2 separate regions of the Homo sapiens genome follow, and region 2 is linked to region 1. Evidence: read pairs that join two places in POLR2A ChIA-PET (ENCODE). Cell type or tissue: Caco-2. All regions are shown on one strand. Each heading gives the region's core, and the rest is flanking DNA. Links, peaks and the distances in the headings are about the cores only.

The links. ChIA-PET counts read pairs that join two places held together with the same protein. Peaks named below come from ENCODE experiments on the same cell type or tissue, not always from the same donor. Only the 100,000 strongest peaks of a DNase experiment are listed, where the experiment ranks them.
Region 2: POLR2A ChIA-PET joins it to region 1 with 7 read pairs; 2 of 35 experiments call an interaction of 5 or more read pairs at or near these places.

What each region holds. Positions count from the first base shown.
Region 1 is chr3:40,481,583-40,484,497 of GRCh38, reverse strand. It overlaps ZNF619 (zinc finger protein 619), which reads right to left. Exons shown (of 5, transcript NM_001145093.4): 3 at 2,482-2,635; 4 at 1,794-1,910. Among named protein-coding and RNA genes, the nearest start is that of ZNF619, 5.9 kb to the right of the region's middle. In Caco-2, for the core only: no CTCF peak of the experiment used is centred there; no DNase peak of the experiment used is centred there.
Region 2 is chr3:40,416,603-40,419,517 of GRCh38, reverse strand. The region is part of intron 7 of ENTPD3 (ectonucleoside triphosphate diphosphohydrolase 3); the gene reads right to left. The region is part of intron 2 of ENTPD3-AS1 (ENTPD3, EIF1B and MYRIP antisense RNA 1); the gene reads left to right. Among named protein-coding and RNA genes, the nearest start is that of ENTPD3, 31 kb to the right of the region's middle. RefSeq lists a silencer at 1,199-1,399. In Caco-2, for the core only: no CTCF peak of the experiment used is centred there; a DNase peak (open chromatin) is centred at 1,277.

The DNA of each region.
Region 1 (2,915 bases), core at 163-2,662:
TACAGAGGCTCTGAATAGCATAAAAGATTGACAGAATATGATAACAGAGCCCATAGAATAAGGAAAGCTGTATACCAAATCTCTGATTGGTCTTTACATTTAACTCAATTCAGTATCTTTCAAAAAAGAAAACCATTCATTCCCAATACATAAACAAGCTTTCTTTCAAAAGCTAATGTAAAATTCAGTGTTTATGAACTTAGAAAAATTCCATTTACATATATAGTTTTATACACACACACACACAAAATGTTCTTATAAAAACAAGTTCTAGCTGGGCGCGGTGGCTCATGCCTGTAATCCCAGCACTTGGGGAGGCTGAGGCAGGAGAATCACTTGAGGTAAGAAGTTCAAGACGAACCTGGGCAACATGGTGAAACCCTGTCTCTACTAAAACTACAAAAATTAGCCGGGTGTGGTGGCGGGCGCCTGTAATCCCAGCTACTTGGGAGGCTGAGGCAGGAGAATCGCTTGAACCTGGGAGGCAGAGGTTGCAGTGAGCCGAAATAGTGCCACTGCACTCTAGCCTGAGTGACAGAGCAAGACTCTGACTCAAAAAATAAATAAATAGGCCAAGTGCAGTAGCTCACACCTATAATCCCAGCACTTTGGGAGGCTGAGGTGGGCAGATCAACTGAGGTTGGGAGTTCGAGACCAGCCTGACCAACATGGCGAAACCCCATCTCTACTAAAAATACAAAGTTAGCTGGGTGTGGTGACACATGCCTATAATCCCAGCTACTTGGGAGGTTGAGGCAGGAGAATCGCTTGTACCTGGAAGGCAGAGGTTGCGGTGAGTGAAGATCACGCCATTGCACTCCAGCCTGGGCAACAAAAGTGAAACTCTGTCTCAAAAAATAAACAAACAAATAAATAAATAAATCTATTTTTTAAAAACCAAGTGCTTGGCCAGGCATGGTGCCTCACACCTGTAATCCCAGCACTTTGGGAGGCCGAGGGTGGGGCGGACCAAGAGGGCAGGAGTTCGAGACCAGCCTGGCCAGCACAGTGAAACCCCATCTCTACTAAAAATACAAAAATTAGCCAGTCATGGTGGCACGCGCATGTAGTCCCAGCTACTCAGAAGGCTGAGGGAGGAGAAACACTTGAACCCAGGAGGCGGAGGTTGTGGTGAACCACAACTGCGCCACTGCACTCCAGCCTAGGCAACAAAGCGAGACTCCATCTCAAAAAAAAAAAAAAAACCAAAACCAAGTTCTTACTATATTGTGTTTATATTCCTGAGCTGACGAACCAACAGAAGCCTGTTTGAAATCTTTTGTTTTTTAGAGATAGGGTCTCACTCTGTCACCCAGGCTGGAGTGGAATGGTGTGATCCTAGCTTACTGCAACCTCAAACTCCTGGCTCAAGGGATCCTCCAGCCTCAGCCTCCTGAGTAGCTGGCACTATAGGCACATGCCACCATGCCCAGCTAATTTATTTATTTATTGTAGTGACAGGGTCTTGCTATGTTGTTCGGGCTGGTCTTGAACTCTTGGCCTCAAGCACCCTCCCACCTTGGCCTCCCAAAGTGCTCGGATATAGGTGTAAGCCACCACATCCAGCCTGAAATCCTTTAGCTTTACAAAGAAAAATGGCAGAAATAAAATGGCGGGACTCGTCTTTTCTAGTTCGGGGATGAAGTTCTGGTAAGCAACACTTCTTTGAATAAGAGTGACTATTTTAATCCCCACAACCATCATATGACAAGGAAAAACCTTTTTCATGCTAAATTGTTAAAAGAAAGGAGGAGGCAAAGCTGGAAAGGAGGATGGTAGGCTCTCCTGCTCACCTGTGCACATGCCTCTCAGGGCCTCTCCCCCAGCAAGTGTCCAGGGATCTGGGCCCCATGCTGCTTCTCCTTGCTCCAGCTGGAATATCAGATCTGGTTTGGGGAATGGAAATGCTGCTACAGGAGAAAGAAAAGGAACATGAAGCTGAGGAGAATCAACACTGACCTCCCTCAGACTACACTCTGCTTTGCCAGATGAAAATAGAAGAGGATGGCCCAGGAGACTAAGTGAAGTCAGGGAGGAGTGAATCTGCAGAATCTAAGGAAGGGCTTGAAGCTTACTCTGGCCTCTAAGAGGACAGAATGCTCCCAGAGTCACTGGGGGGTGTGTACACGAGGGCCCTAGGGGACTCACACATAGGCAATAGGGCCAAGATCAGCTCCAGGGAACTGGAAGATGGAAGGAATGAAGACAGTGCACCAGGAACCTTCTCAGTTCTCTCTGTATCCAGAGGAAAGCCCCCTGCAGTTGGGTCTCCATTAGGAACCAGGGAAGAGAAAAGTCCTGTTAAACACCAAAGTGAACCGAGCTCTTTCTCCATCCAGCTACCCCTGGCACTGGGGATTAGGGAGCTCAGCCCATAGGGCATCAATTCTGATGGTATTAAAGAGATCCTAGTTCTGCTAAGGAGGAATCTAGGAGCTCCCAAGGGCAGAAGCTGAGTTTCAGAGAGGAAGGAGGACTTACACAAGGAAGTCACATTTGCATAATTCTCCAGCATCACCTCCCTGTATAGGGCCCTCTGCGTAGGGTGCAGGCTGGCCCATTCATTCTGGGTGAAGTACACAGCCACATCCTCAAAGGTTACTGGCTCCTGAAACAACAGGTTCCTGCCCAAGCCCTGCACAAGAACAGAGGGAGAGGCCTGAATTCCAGGAAAGGGATAAATTTACTGGAATCCATGGCACTGAGCCCCATGGAAGGTTTGTACTGGCAAGGAGAGCCACACAGGACCCCAGCAGGGGCAGCCCCGAGCCAGCATTCCAACTTTCCATGTGCATACCTCTGGGGCCCTAATATTATCATCCTAAGTACACAGCCCAGCACCTGTTGTTCTCTGCCTGGTGATCATGTCAACCCATGTCTGGTTCCACAGGCCAGGTATATTTTTCTGGCATGCT
Region 2 (2,915 bases), core at 256-2,755, 65 kb after region 1:
AATGACTTTGAAGTTCAAAATAAACCTCTGAGAGTAGAAAAATAGACTTTTGCAAGTAGAACAACATGATATTGGCCCCAAAATAGAAAAATGAATGTATAGAACAGAAAATCCAGAAACAGATCCTCATTATCTAAGTACTTATTATTAGAATGTTTTGGAATTCCTGAAGCTTATTTCAAAAAGTCATCACAACATGGGTGGTAATCTGAATGGTTCTAATTTTGTTGGAAGATTACCTATTTGTTCATTTAAATAAAAAAATACACCTGTCCTTTGAACCTGTCCTACAGAAATAAAATCGCTAAGATTATATGAGTAAGAAGGCTTATTATATTATTGTTGTAGCAACAAAACAGGACATAGCCTGATGTCCATGAGGGAGGGTATGATTGATAAATTATGGGATAGTAAATAGTAAAGAAAATAAGTTAATATACTGACCTGGAAAGTGTAGAAGAACAACATATTAAGCTTTGACCAGTGATGGCATTCAGTAAATGGGATTGGAAGGAGGATCTTTCATTTTGACTTTAACACTCTTTCTATGGTTTTAAATTTTTACAATAAGAATGTACTTTCTTTCATAATCGAATGGTCAATTTTTTTTCTTTTTAAGTTATGGCACTTGGAATATTATGCTCTCATAAAAAATCGTATTTTAAAAGGACATTAACAACACAGGAAAATGATCATAATATATGGTTAGGTAAAATAAAAGGTAAATATAAAATTATATATACCATATGAAGCCAAGTTTTTACACATTCATACATTTAAAAAATGGAAGAAAATGCAATAGTATGTTAATAGTGGTTAATTCTGTTTTTAAATAAATCCTTTATAGTTTTTGGTGTGCATCTCCTAAATGTTTTTCACTGAACATATATTACATTAAAAACAGAAGAAAAATTTCTTACTTAAAAAGGGAAAGATAGAAAGTGAATGCACATTCCTAATATCTAACATGTTGTCAGAGTGAGACTTCAGCTCTAAGGTGACTGGAGACTTATTGATAAGAAAGTAACTTGCAAAGTACATATCCAGCTATCATTCTCACCACACTACGTAGTTCCTTATATTACAGATGAGGAAACAAGATCCAGACTGATGGAATTTACTCAGTCAGTGTTTACAATGCAATAATTTGTGTGAACCTTCCAAGTCAGGGCTTGGCAATACATATTTGACCTATGAAACTGTTGGTCAGGTGAGTCTTGACATGAATTTGTCAGTAATCCTCATCTCATCTGGGTCTCTCCTCTTGCATGAGTCAGAAGCCTCTGAGGGCAGAGCCACCCTATCAGGCATCTAGAGGTTACCATGCAAATTGAAGACATGTGTCCCTGTCCCTGTGAGCTGACTGTGAGAGGCTGGGTGCTCACTTCTCCATGGCCAGTGCTGGGCTCACATTTGGAGACTGGCATTCTCAAGCCTAAATCAGACCTCAGAAAGGTGAAGTATTTACTTCTTCTCTGTGGACTGCTGGATACATAGATAATCATTCTTTAGTAAACATTGTATGAGTACAAAAACACACAGAGGCACGCAGACAGACAGAAACACACACATTCCATAGGGCCAGCCAAATTTAAAAGATTAGCCTCTCTGATCCTCACTCACCCTGGAAAAAGGAGGATTTCACCTGAGCCTCCACATTCTACCCCTGCTAGGGTCAGAGCTGGAGCAAAGGACATTAGGCATTGCTAGAGGTAAAAGGAGCTGGAGAAAAGAGGATTTTCCAGAGCTTCTCTCCCAGAAAGAAAGAAGCATGTTGGTTGAACTACTTTGATGAGCAAGTGGGGATGAGTGGTGAGTATTGAGATCCCCTGATAGGGAGGGTTGATTGAGTTACCTGTAGGGTTTGGTTTGGCTGACTGGGCAGGGAGGTGGAAGTTGGGATGGGAGCCATGGAAGGTGACATGGTTTGGCTTTGTCTCATGTAAAATTGTAATCCCAGTGTTGGAGGAGGGGCCTGGTGGGAGGTGATTGGGGCATGGGGGTGGATTTCCCCCTTGCTGTTCTCATGATAGTGAGTGAGTTGTCAGGAGATCTGGTTGTTTAAAATTGTATGGCACCTTCCGCTTCACTCTCTCTCTTCCTCCTATTCCCCCATGTAAGAAGGGCTTGCTTCCGCTTCGCCTTCTACTATGATTTTAAGTTTCCTGAAGCCTCCCTAGAAGCAGAAACCTGTACAGCTCACAGAACCATGAACCAATTAAACAAACCTCTTTTCTTTATAAATTACCCAGTTTCAGGTATTTCTTTATAGTAGTGTGAGCATGGATTACTACAGAAGGGTAGTTGAGGGCTGTCTGCAGGGTTCTCACATCTGTCCTTTCCAGGCAGTGCTCAGACTCTCCTGACAATAAATGTCCCATGCATGTGTCCTGGGGCCTCAGCCATTTCTGGGAGGATTGGGGAGATGTTTGGGGGAGGGGCCAGAACTGGAAGCTGAGTTCCCACAACCTACCCTGCATGAACACTGGGTAAATGCAGGGGTCTGAAGTTGTGAGTCCTGCTGAAGATGCACTTTTGTGATCCCTTCAACTCCTCTGCAGGATAGAGTCTGTTCCTGTCTTCAGTTATCAGAGTAGGTTGGACGAACGTGGGTTAACCTACTGAAGTTGTGTCCATTTTGTTCATAGGCTGATTCCCCTGCCTTTGAGTCCCATAAGAAGCCAGGATCTGTGGCTTCTGATTTCCTCATACCCCTCTAGGCAGTCAAGGCCCATCCTCTCAGCCACCCAGCCATGGCTAAGATTGATGTCCCCTGAGCACTGGTGTTTGGGTCTGGGGTCTCACCTGTGGAGTTAGTGCCCTCATGAACACACACTGCATAATGTTGAGTTTAATATTAGCAATAGCTTTCTAGCTGATGCCTGAATTAGCCTTCTGGGCCCTGGAACACTTAT